Regions from separate parts of the Homo sapiens genome. Here all the other regions are linked to region 1. The links are chromatin contacts, found by Hi-C or POLR2A ChIA-PET in ENCODE. All regions are on one chromosome and are shown on one strand. The core of a region is the stretch at or near the end of the contact, and the rest is flanking DNA. Distances in the headings are between cores, read along the strand shown.

What was found. A loop is a pair of places that touch in the nucleus more often than their neighbours do. ChIA-PET counts read pairs that join two places held with the same protein, here RNA polymerase II (POLR2A). Pooled maps may share reads with other maps.
Region 2: a pooled map shows a loop between it and region 1 (9-fold over the local background). The contact joins the promoter of PARD6B here to the promoter of PREX1 in region 1. A Hi-C loop is called at or near these places in 5 of 50 pooled maps.
Region 3: a loop to region 1 is called in a map of CD8-positive, alpha-beta T cell, with 8 times the contacts of the local background. The contact joins the promoter of UBE2V1 here to the promoter of PREX1 in region 1. A Hi-C loop is called at or near these places in 1 of 168 maps with a recorded cell type or tissue (CD8-positive, alpha-beta T cell) and 5 of 50 pooled maps. POLR2A ChIA-PET finds 5 or more read pairs at or near these places in 1 of 52 experiments (WTC11).

The regions. Positions count from the first base shown.
Region 1 is chr20:48,826,440-48,829,719 of GRCh38, forward strand. It overlaps PREX1 (phosphatidylinositol-3,4,5-trisphosphate dependent Rac exchange factor 1), which reads right to left and starts at 1,560. Exons shown (of 40, transcript NM_020820.4): 1 at 1,203-1,560. The coding sequence starts at 1,421. RefSeq lists silencers at 1,054-1,123, 1,534-2,213.
Region 2 is chr20:50,729,976-50,733,255 of GRCh38, forward strand. It overlaps PARD6B (par-6 family cell polarity regulator beta), which reads left to right and starts at 1,605. Exons shown (of 3, transcript NM_032521.3): 1 at 1,605-1,877. The coding sequence starts at 1,812. RefSeq lists an enhancer at 708-757 and silencers at 948-1,157, 1,258-2,047.
Region 3 is chr20:50,111,370-50,114,649 of GRCh38, forward strand. UBE2V1 (ubiquitin conjugating enzyme E2 V1) reads right to left here and starts at 1,781. Exons shown (of 4, transcript NM_001032288.3): 1 at 1,738-1,781. The coding sequence starts at 1,759. The region is part of intron 5 of PEDS1-UBE2V1 (PEDS1-UBE2V1 readthrough); the gene reads right to left. RefSeq lists a silencer at 1,309-1,848 and enhancers at 2,019-2,128, 2,133-2,700.

The DNA of each region.
Region 1 (3,280 bases), core at 310-2,809:
GAATAGGGGTTTAGAACACCAGCTGGGATAGTCCCGGTTCAAAGCCCAGTACCCCCACTTAATCAGCTGTGCGATCCCAGACAAGCTACCCGGCCCCTCTGGAGCTAAACTTTCCCAATCTTAAAAACGGAGGAGGCAGGACCCAGTAGCTCACGCCTGTAATCCCTGCACTTTGGAGGCCGAGGTCGGCGGATCACTTGAGGCCAGGAGTCCAAGACCAGCATGGCCAACATGGTGAAATCCCCTCTCTGATAAAAATACAAAAATTAGTCGGCCGTGGTGGCTGGCGCGTGCCTGTAATCCCAGCTACTCGGGAGGCTGAGGCAAGAGAATTGCTTGAACCCGGGAGGCGGAGGTTGCAGTGAACCGAGATTGCGCCACTGTACTCCAGCCTGGGTGACTGAGGGAGACTCCGTCTCAAAAAAAAATTTTTTTAATTAAAAATGGGGGAAATACTCGTCCCTACTTCATAGACCGCCTGTGAAGGTTAAACCTGCTAATTAATGACACATGTAAGGTGTCTGGCACATAGTAAGTGGTCGGTTGTTATTTTACAAAGTCTGAGGCCGTGGTTTTGCACTTGGAGATGGGGAGTTGGTGGGGGTGGATGCAGTTAGGGAGCCTGGACTGCCGAGTTTTGAGTTCGAAACCCACTCTCCCCGAACTCCAGCAAAAACCTGTGCATGGGGGATTCTACCCTGGGGTTCTGTCAATCCCCGCCCCTCCTCTGAGCTTCAGGTTTTATCCTACTCCATCAACGCGCAGGGACGTTGGGCTCTGGGGCTCCTACGGTATGTCCTAGATGAGTGGTGCACCGGGCGCGTAGTTATTCCTGGGAAAAAGACGCAGGAGCGCCAGCTCCCGGCGCCGCCGGGGTCCCCAAGCCCCTGCATCGCGGATGTAACTAATTTTAAAACTATTTGAAAGGCGGGGACGGGGAAGAAAAGACAAAAGGGCAGCGCGCGCCGCGGGGAAGTGGAGTGCGGGAGAGCCCCGGTCGGAGCAGGACCGTGCGCCGGCCAGGGAGGGAGGCGACGCGACAGCTCTGGAGGAGCTCGGATCCCCCCCGCTTTCCGCGCGCCCTGCGGGGCGCCCCCGAGGCAATTCTCCACCCACGGGGACCACGGCCACAGGTTGTGGGGACCGCAGCGGGGCGAGCGGCTGGAGGGAAAGCTGTCCCCAAGCTCCCGAGCGACACTCACCGACTGCAAGAAGCGCAAGGTGCCCACGTAGTCCCTCTCGGTGCCCAAGATCTCGTTGAGGACGCAGAGGCGGAGGCGCAGCTGGCGCTCGGACTCCCGGGCGGCCGCGCACGGGCCGGGGCCGGAGCTGGGCGCCGCGGCGCCAGGGGCCCGGGGGTCCGGGTGGGCGCAGTCCCCGGCCCCGTCGCCGCCGGGCTCGCTGCCGCTGGGCGCCTCCATTCTAGCGCGGCCGCGCGGCGCCGGCTCCTTCCGTCGCGCCGAGCGGCAACTCAGGCGTCCAGGCGCCCCATCCCGGACGGGGCGCGCCGGCGGGCCGGGCTCAGCGGCGGGCCGGGCTCCCGGCGCGGCGGGCGGGACTGGGGGCCGGGCGGCTGGGCCGGGGGCGGAGGCAGCGCGCGGGGGCCGGGCGAGGGGCGGGAGGGGGCGGCCCTCGGGGCTCCCAGACGGCTGGCCCCCCGCCCCCGCGCCAGGGACCGTCTGCCAAGTGCCACGCCGCGCTCGGCCGCAGAGGCGCTCTGCGCGTGCACGGGGCCCCTGGGGACGCGGCGCGGCGCTCGGCGCCTCCGTCGGAAGCTCGGGGGTCGGGCGGGAGCCTCCGGAAGGGCCCCGCGGAGCCGGGAGTCCGAGGCCGCGCGCACGCCGAACCGAGCGTACCAACTCCGCGCCCGGACGCGTGGCGCCCCCCCAACCCGCAGTCACCGCGGGCTACGCCACTCCCACCCGGCACACGCGACACCCGCCGCGCGCAGGCTCCTGCTTGCAGGTCCGGCCGCTGCTCGGGCCAAGTAAACACCGGGCTGGGAAAGCTCGCTGCGGAGCCGCTCGGGGGCAAGCCAGCCCCGCCACGCGCGCCTCCGCGGCCCCGGGAAGTCAGGGGCGACCGCTGCCTGGGCAGTGACGGCCCCTCTCTGGGCAGTGACGGCCCCTCCCGGGAACGCCGGGCCCTCGCGGTGCCCTCGGTGCTACCACGACCTTGGGAAGGAACATGCGTGGCGCGCGCTCGCTCTCACTTTTCTCTTTCCCGTTTCCTTTCCCATCTCTCTCTTTCCTTCCTTCCTTTTCTTTCTGAACTTCTTTGCCCCCTGACCCTGCCCTTTCCACCTTTCCCAGAAGAAATTATTACCTGCTCTTGAGTTATTGATCAAGTGGCAGGTACCCTGCCTGCTCCCCCTTCCATCCACCCACCCCATGGGATAAGGCCTTGGGAAACCCAGCTTCTTGTCAGGTTGCTCTGGGCAATGTTGATCATCACCCGCCTTATCGGAAGGTATGGAGAGGGGAGGAAGTTCTGGGGCCTAGAGTCAGCTGCTCAGGTTCAAATCCTAGCTCCCCACTTGCTGGCCGGGTGGCCTTGGGCTGGTTTCCTTGCTTCAAGATCCTCAGTGTTTTCATCAGTATAACGGGAACGATCATGGTACCTAGCTCCAAGGTCCTCCCCGGGGTTCCATGGGAAGTACTTAGCACCTAGAAAGTTCTCTGTAAATGTTTGTTCTTACTATTATTGCATGTGTGAAGCCCAACACCTAGAAAGTTCTCTGTAAATGTTTGTTCTTACTATTATTGCATGTGTGAACGGCCCTCTAAGCCTGGCCCCACTCTCAAATGGCCCATACAATCCCTAATCACCCGTGTTTCCGGACCAGAGATTGTATCGTCTCTGCAGGGGATAAAGTGATCCACATAGTATCCGCCTCTAGACTGTAGTCATTTTATGGACAGAAACATTGCTTATTTATTCCTGTTCCAAAAGCCTAGGATTTTCCTCCCATTGGCCTCTCAATACTGTAAGTGCCTAAGGACACAGGGAGAGAATGGGGTGGCTTCTGCCCTCTCTGACTTCTTTCTTTGGGATCATGGGCAAGGTAGCATTTGATCTGGGCCTTGGGCTGAGTGAAGTTCCCCTGGGCAGGGAGTAAAGGACATGAGATAGGTGAGCCTGTCACGCTTGGGTAGTGGAGTCAATTGTGTCCAAAGGTAGCTGGTTTTTTATTTATATTTTTATTCCTAATAAAGGCCTCTGGAGTATCTCTGCTTTGTGACTTTAAACTGTTCACGGTACCTTTCTGAGCCTCCGTTTC
Region 2 (3,280 bases), core at 355-2,854, 1.9 Mb after region 1:
AGAAGGGACACCCTCAGTGGCAGCACCCAGCAAAGACCCATCTGAGTACCCGCTGGGAGTCGGGTTCTGTGCCACTCAATGCCAGCAAAGCACAAGCCGTCCCTGCGCCTTCGGGAGCTTTCATTCTAGGCTGGTGGCAGATTACTCACAAAACTCAGATGCACACAAAAATGGGAAACCTGTAACTTGTAACAAGTGCTGGGCAACAGGGGTACAAGTGTTAGGAGGCCTCCGAGGTGGGCAGGGAGATGAGGGGAGGAAGGTACCCTAACCACTCTTCTTGCCAAATCTCAGGTTGGACCTTCCCCTCCACCTCCATTCCCCTGCCCCCTTCCTGGCTTGCAGGTTTCAACAGCTCTTGGATTCCCGGGTCCCACAGGGAGACCTTGGGACCTGGGAATCTCCTCCAGCCAAAAGCTTCAGTCTTCTCCTCTCCTCCCCATGACCCACAGGGTCTGTGTGAAGAGAGGCCGGGCTCTGGGACGTTCAGAGAGGAGGATTCAGCGTTTTGTTGCTCTGGGACACAGCTTGGTCACTCCGGGAAACGAACACAACCTAGAGGCTGTCATTTGTAGAAACAGCGAATGGCCAAGGAATGGCGGGAGGAGGGAAAAGGAAGACTTTTAAAGAAAAAAAAAAAAAGCCCTGAAAGACTGGACTAGAAATCCTCAGGGAGGCTGGGCCTGCAAGGAGCCTTCCCGCGCCTCAGCCCACTTTCCTTCCCTCTCGACCTGACGGACTTAAGGCGTGCAGAGTCTCTTCGGACAAAATGAAGCCAAGAGAGCCCTAAGCTTCTCCCCCAGCAACCGCTGCAGAGGCGGGAAAACTTGAATTTTGCAACCAAGAGTTGCAGCGGGACGCCTAAGCAACGATAAGGGGCGGTGGAGGGGCGTCGTTGGGGGCTGCAGCATCCCAAAGTGGAAGCGGGAAGGGGGCCCGGCTGGAACCGAATAGCCCCGCAGCGCCTCGGCAACCGGACGGGCGGCGCATCCAATCCCCTGGACCGTGCGTGTGACTGGCGCGCGCTAAGCGGCGCGAGCCCCGGCGGAGCCGGGCAACCAGGCGCGCGCTCGCGCGTGCGCAAAAGGCCCACCCAGCCGAGCCCTTCTTCAGGTGCGCTCGCGCTTCCGGCCGGCCTCCCCGCGTGCCTTCCCGGGGCGGAAACTCCAGCACCCGCGCATGCGCCTTCTGGCTCTCCGGCCTGAAGCGGGGCGGAGGGCCATGGCTTCAGGTGATCCCGCCCCTCCCTCGTAGCGCAGGACCAATCGTGCGGTGGTAGGCGGGGTTTTGAGGAGGCAGCCCGCCCACGCACCGCGCGAGGCGTGTATCGATTGGTTGGCGCCGCGGGCGCAGGTGCGCGCTTTCTATTGGGTGTGGGCGGAACGCGAGGGATTGCGGCATCTTCGGGGGCTGCAGGTGAGCGCGCGCACGCGCCGCGGCTGTGGTCCGCTCGGGTGCGCGCGCGCGGGCTCGCGGGGGAGGCGGCAGAGGGAGAGGTTGCGGCGCTTGTGGCCTCCGCTCCGCCCCCTCCTCTCCTCCAGCGCTGTCGCCGTCGCCGCCGGGGCCCGGAGGGAGGGAGCTGCTTCCCCGCCTGCCGCGCCACCAGTCCGACCCTCGGTCCCGCCGTGTGAGCAGCTGGTGGAGTGGAGCTCAGCGCGGACGCCGGAGCTGCGGCCGCCCCCTCTGCAGGTGCCTGTGAGGAGGCGCCCGGGCCGCAACCGCTTTCCGAGATCCCCAGTCGCGCACTCGCTCCCCGCGCTCCTGAGGGGCCGCCCGGCCGGAGGAGGCCGTCGCGGGGCTCGGCGTTCAGCATGAACCGCAGCCACCGGCACGGGGCGGGCAGCGGCTGCCTGGGCACTATGGAGGTGAAGAGCAAGGTGCGCGGGGCCCGGGCTGGGCGGAGCGGCGGGCCTGGGGGGCCGGGGCCTGGGAGAGGCCGGGCCAGGCTCGGAGCGCCGGGGGAGGCGACGGGCTGAGCTGCCCCGGGGTCTGGACGGTGCGGTCGGGAGACTGTGGGTAATAAACTTGCCGAGGAGGGGGTGGCGGGGGTCAGGGGGCGCTAGTGTCCGCCCCTGGCCCGGGCAGGAAGAAGACCTAGTCCAGCATTTAATCTCATTCCGTAAATCTCATTCCCGTGTTCACGGACGGGAGTAGGGGCCAAGGTATATCCAAGGATGGCGCACACTGAGTGAAATGCGAGGCTGCTCAAAAGGTGTAGGAGAATCCTGCCTGCTGGGCTGTGAGTAAAGGGCCCTGGACCACCCCGTTGTTCCCACTTTCTGTGGTTAAGGGGCGCATCGAGTGGCGAAGGAGAGAGCCCAGTGAACTAAACAGCCCTTTAAAAGTTCGCTTTGCTTCCTGCTGGCGCTCTTTCTAGCACTAACTTTGGTATGCATTTAATCTGTAAAATTAGTACTATCACCTTACGTTGGAGTAGCACTTTACAGTTTGACTCTAGATGCTCTTTTCATTCCATCCTGCTACCTACTCACATCAAGTGCTTTTCCCCTTGACCAACGGTATGCCAATCTGCTGATAATTACTTCGGTATTCACTGAATTTCTAAATCTCAAGGCTCAGTGAGCAGGGTAGTCTGTAGGGAGGGATTAGTTAGGGAATGCCTTCCAAAGGGGGTTTTGAGCTGGAATTTGAAGGTGATCGGCAGCCAAGGGAACACTTTCAGCAAGCGTTTCTTGAGTTGAAGAGTTAAAAGGAGCTTAGATAATCTAGCCCAATTCTCTGAGAAGACTGAGGCTTAGAAAGGTTATGACTTCCTCAAGCTGTTTTTTTGCAAAGCCTTCATGCCTTTTTAATAACTTCTAGACATTGCAGAATACAAAACAGGACACTGGCTGGGCCCTGAGAACATTTAAAATAGAATTGAGAAGGCCAAAACACAGAAAAGGAGAAAATTGAAAGTATATCAATTTCAAAAAAAAAAAGTAATGGAGCATCATAGATGGTAAGACTACTAAGGAGTATGTAAAATCAAGGAGTGATTTGAGTGAGGTACAGTGGAGTAAGGAAAGCTTCCTAGAGCCTCTAGGTAGAATAGTTTTATTGTCTAGGGTTGATAAGCAAAGTTCTGTAAGTTTCTGTAACTGAGAATCACATCGAGAAAATCGACATTCGTTTGTAACATCATTAAAAAATGTGATTTGAGTCTGGGCGCGGTGGCTCACGCCTGTAACCCCAGCACTTTGGGAGGCCGAGGCGGGTGGATCACCTGAGGTCAGGAGTGCCAGACCAGCCTGGCCAACATGATGAAACCCCATCTCTA
Region 3 (3,280 bases), core at 531-3,030, 1.3 Mb after region 1:
GCAGGGCTGAGCTGCAACAGCACCTTATTGCTGGCTACCACCAGCACACTGGGCCCCTTCGTTTATTACGACCCGGTAGGAGTGTTATTCTGGTGAGAAGTTTTACCCAGCAGTCTGGCCTGACTCAGAATCTCTCTTCTGGGAGTGCCTGGGGCAGCGTCATGGTAAATGAATTGACTCAGCACTGTTCCAGCTGAAACCAAAATCGAGTAAAAGGATTCATGGTCTCCGCTATTCTGCAAGAAGACCCCACTGTTTTAAACTCAAAAGGCAGCAGCTTGTGGTGGGTCACTTCAGTCAGATCCCCCACATTCAATTTCTTTTATTCCCACCCCAACCATCAGGCAAGTATGGCTCCTTGAGACCGCAGAGTAGCAACATTTATAAAGAATTCCCCTCACCCTATTTCCCATGGATCACCAATTCCTTCCCAACACTGCCGCTGCTGTGGCCTTAAATATGCCAATGATTGCTGTACTCAGGCTGGTGTCCCTGCAGCCCCACAGTGGGGAACACTGTGGCCCTGTTTGCTTCCTCCATCAGAGAGGTAACCCATTTTCACCCCATCTGAGAGAACCTCCTTGGCCAACTTCACTGCCAGGCACCTGAGGGTGCAGCCTCACCCAAGAGTTCCCATTTCATCTATTCACCTCCCTACTCCCATCAGCCAGTGGGGAACTTCTGAGCTGAACCCACATATCTGTCCCAATTATTAAAGGAGTCGATGAGAGTGAGCGTCTCCACAGAAGAGACACTTCTAGGATATGCTTCCCTCACTCAATTCAAAAAGAGGAGACTTTTCTCCTTTACAGGAAACATCTCCGGAACCCGACCTTTTCCACTCCCTCATTTCAGGGGCTTCCCTCAGTTGAATCCCCACTCCCAAAGAGACATCCTCGGGGCTCCCAATTCATCTGTTCTCCCTCATCCAATATCAGAGGCTTCCACCAACTGCCCCACTCGGACCTTGTCCCCTGAAACCTAACTTGAAGCAATCCATCTGTATCCTCGAACAGGAGACTGGTAATGATGGGGTCATTTCACTATCACCGCTATTAGGTCCCTCTGGCATCTGAATCCTTTTCCCTCCTCTCACTTATCATGCGGAGACCCCCTTCATTCTCCCCAAAAGCAGCTGCTCCAAGGCTCCTCCTTTCTAGTCAACATAGCTATTTCCTCAGCTAACCCCATCTCTAAAACTAACGCCGGAGCCGTTCCCTCAACCGATAGGGGATCCTCTCAAGTCACCCCCTCAGGATCCCGTTTCTTCCATCCAGCCTGAAGGGCTTCTCTGATGTCCCCTCCAGACATCCCAAGGCCCCTCTCAGCCGCACCCCTGGCACCCAGTATGGGACTTCCATCCGCTGTGGGGCGCCTCCTCTAGGGGACCTCTAGATCGCCCCTTAAGAGTCGCCAGCCCCGGTATCCTCAGGAGTGCCTCGGAGCTCGCTCCTCGCCCACTCCGGCTCCCCCAGACAGCACAGAGGGCCCTCACGCCTCCCGGGGGAGCCTCAGGGCCTCGCCGCGCCGCCCACAGGCCCCTCAGCCCCCCGCCCGTGCTTCCGGCCACCGCCTGCTCCTCCTCCCCCGGTCAGGCCGCGCCGGTGGCTGCCGCGGAGCCCAGCAGACAGAGGCGGCGCGGGGACCCTGGCTCCGCTGCAGGAGGCTTTGAGGGTCCCCGGCCCCCGGCCCAAGCCCATGCCCCCTCGGCCGGCCGGGCCCGGCGCCCCCGCTCACCCGAGCCCGTGGTGGCTGCCATCTTGCGTCGCTCTTGCTTGAAGGCCGGCCCCTTCTTCACCCCCCCCTTACCCGTCCCCCGGCCCTGATGCGCAGGCGCGCGCGCACGCACATACGCCGCCGCTGACGCCCGCCCCGGAGACCTGCACGACCCGTGGCCTGGAAGGCTCTTTTCCTTCCCTTTTAGAGAAAGGAAATATCTGCGTGCTCGAGGGCCCAGCAACCTGCAAGTCCCCACACATCGGGTGCGAGGGAGGTTGTGATGTGCTTAGTGAGAAGGGCAGGGGTGACTAGGCTTGGGAAGGCGCGATTGTGAAAGAAAAAGAAAATATAGCTTCAAACAAAAGCGCCGAATTCGCTTGGGGCTTTTTCCTGTCTAGTTCCTATCTAGATCCTCACCACATCTCCGCAAGGTCAGAATTAATGTGAAAAATGCAGCCGAGAGAGATCAAGCGATTTATCTAAACTCAGCTGTTAAGTGGCAGAGACAGGCAGAATTTTAACCTCCAGGTTCAAATTTTTTGAATCATCACCCTCCAGGTCAGATGATCTGGCTCCTAGGATTGATGCTCCCCGGCCAGAGAAGGCTTGGAGTGGGTGCAGCTAAATGATTTAGGGGCATTAAGGTGGCAGGGAAAGCATTTGCTAACCATCTACCCAATTCATTCATTCATTCATTCATTCATTCGTTCATTCATTCATTCAACCAAACAAACAAACATTAAGCACCTACTATGTACCAGACACTGTGCTAGGCGCTGGGGATGGATAGACATCTCTGAAGAAGCAAATCCCTGCTTTCAGGGACTTACATTCTAGTCGTAGACAGCAAGTAAATAAACAGGAAACTATAATTCTGATAGGGTAGAGATAAACCAAGACAAGAGCAGCAGAGGATGGTCAGGAAGGGCCTCCTAAGGTGGTCATATTTCAGCAGAGACCGTAACAATGAGGAGGTAGAGGGAACAGCTTGTGCAAAGGCCCTTGGGAAATATTTTTGCAAATAAATAAACCCAAGAAGGTACTCCTCCTTTATTATAAATTGTCTGAGAAGCCCTTATATGGATGTAGACACTGAGGCTGAGAGAGGTGAAGGGACTGGCTTAAGGTCACAGAGCAAAATACTGGCAGAAGGACCAGGACTCTAAACATAGAGGGACAAGGAAGCTGGAAGCCCTCACCCAGCACATCCAATTCATCACCTTTGTCTGATAGCAGTGCCTACTCTGCATCTCTCCACTCCGTTCACTTCTCCACTCAGGGCAAGCTGCCTTTATCTCCCACTTGGAAGACCCCAGCAGCTTCCATTCTCTCCCCTATGGCCCATTCTCCATATAGACCAACATCTGCTCAAAACACCCTCCAGCTAAAGCCTTCAGTGGCTCCCCATTCCCTCTGGATAAAATACAAACTTTACAAGTTGAGCGACCATAGAATTATCACCTAATGAGGACACACATCAGATTAAAAGGGGACTTATTATAATCTCACCAGGACAAGTGGAAACCAGGGCTCTCCAGGGCAAAGCAGGATGCCTGGACAC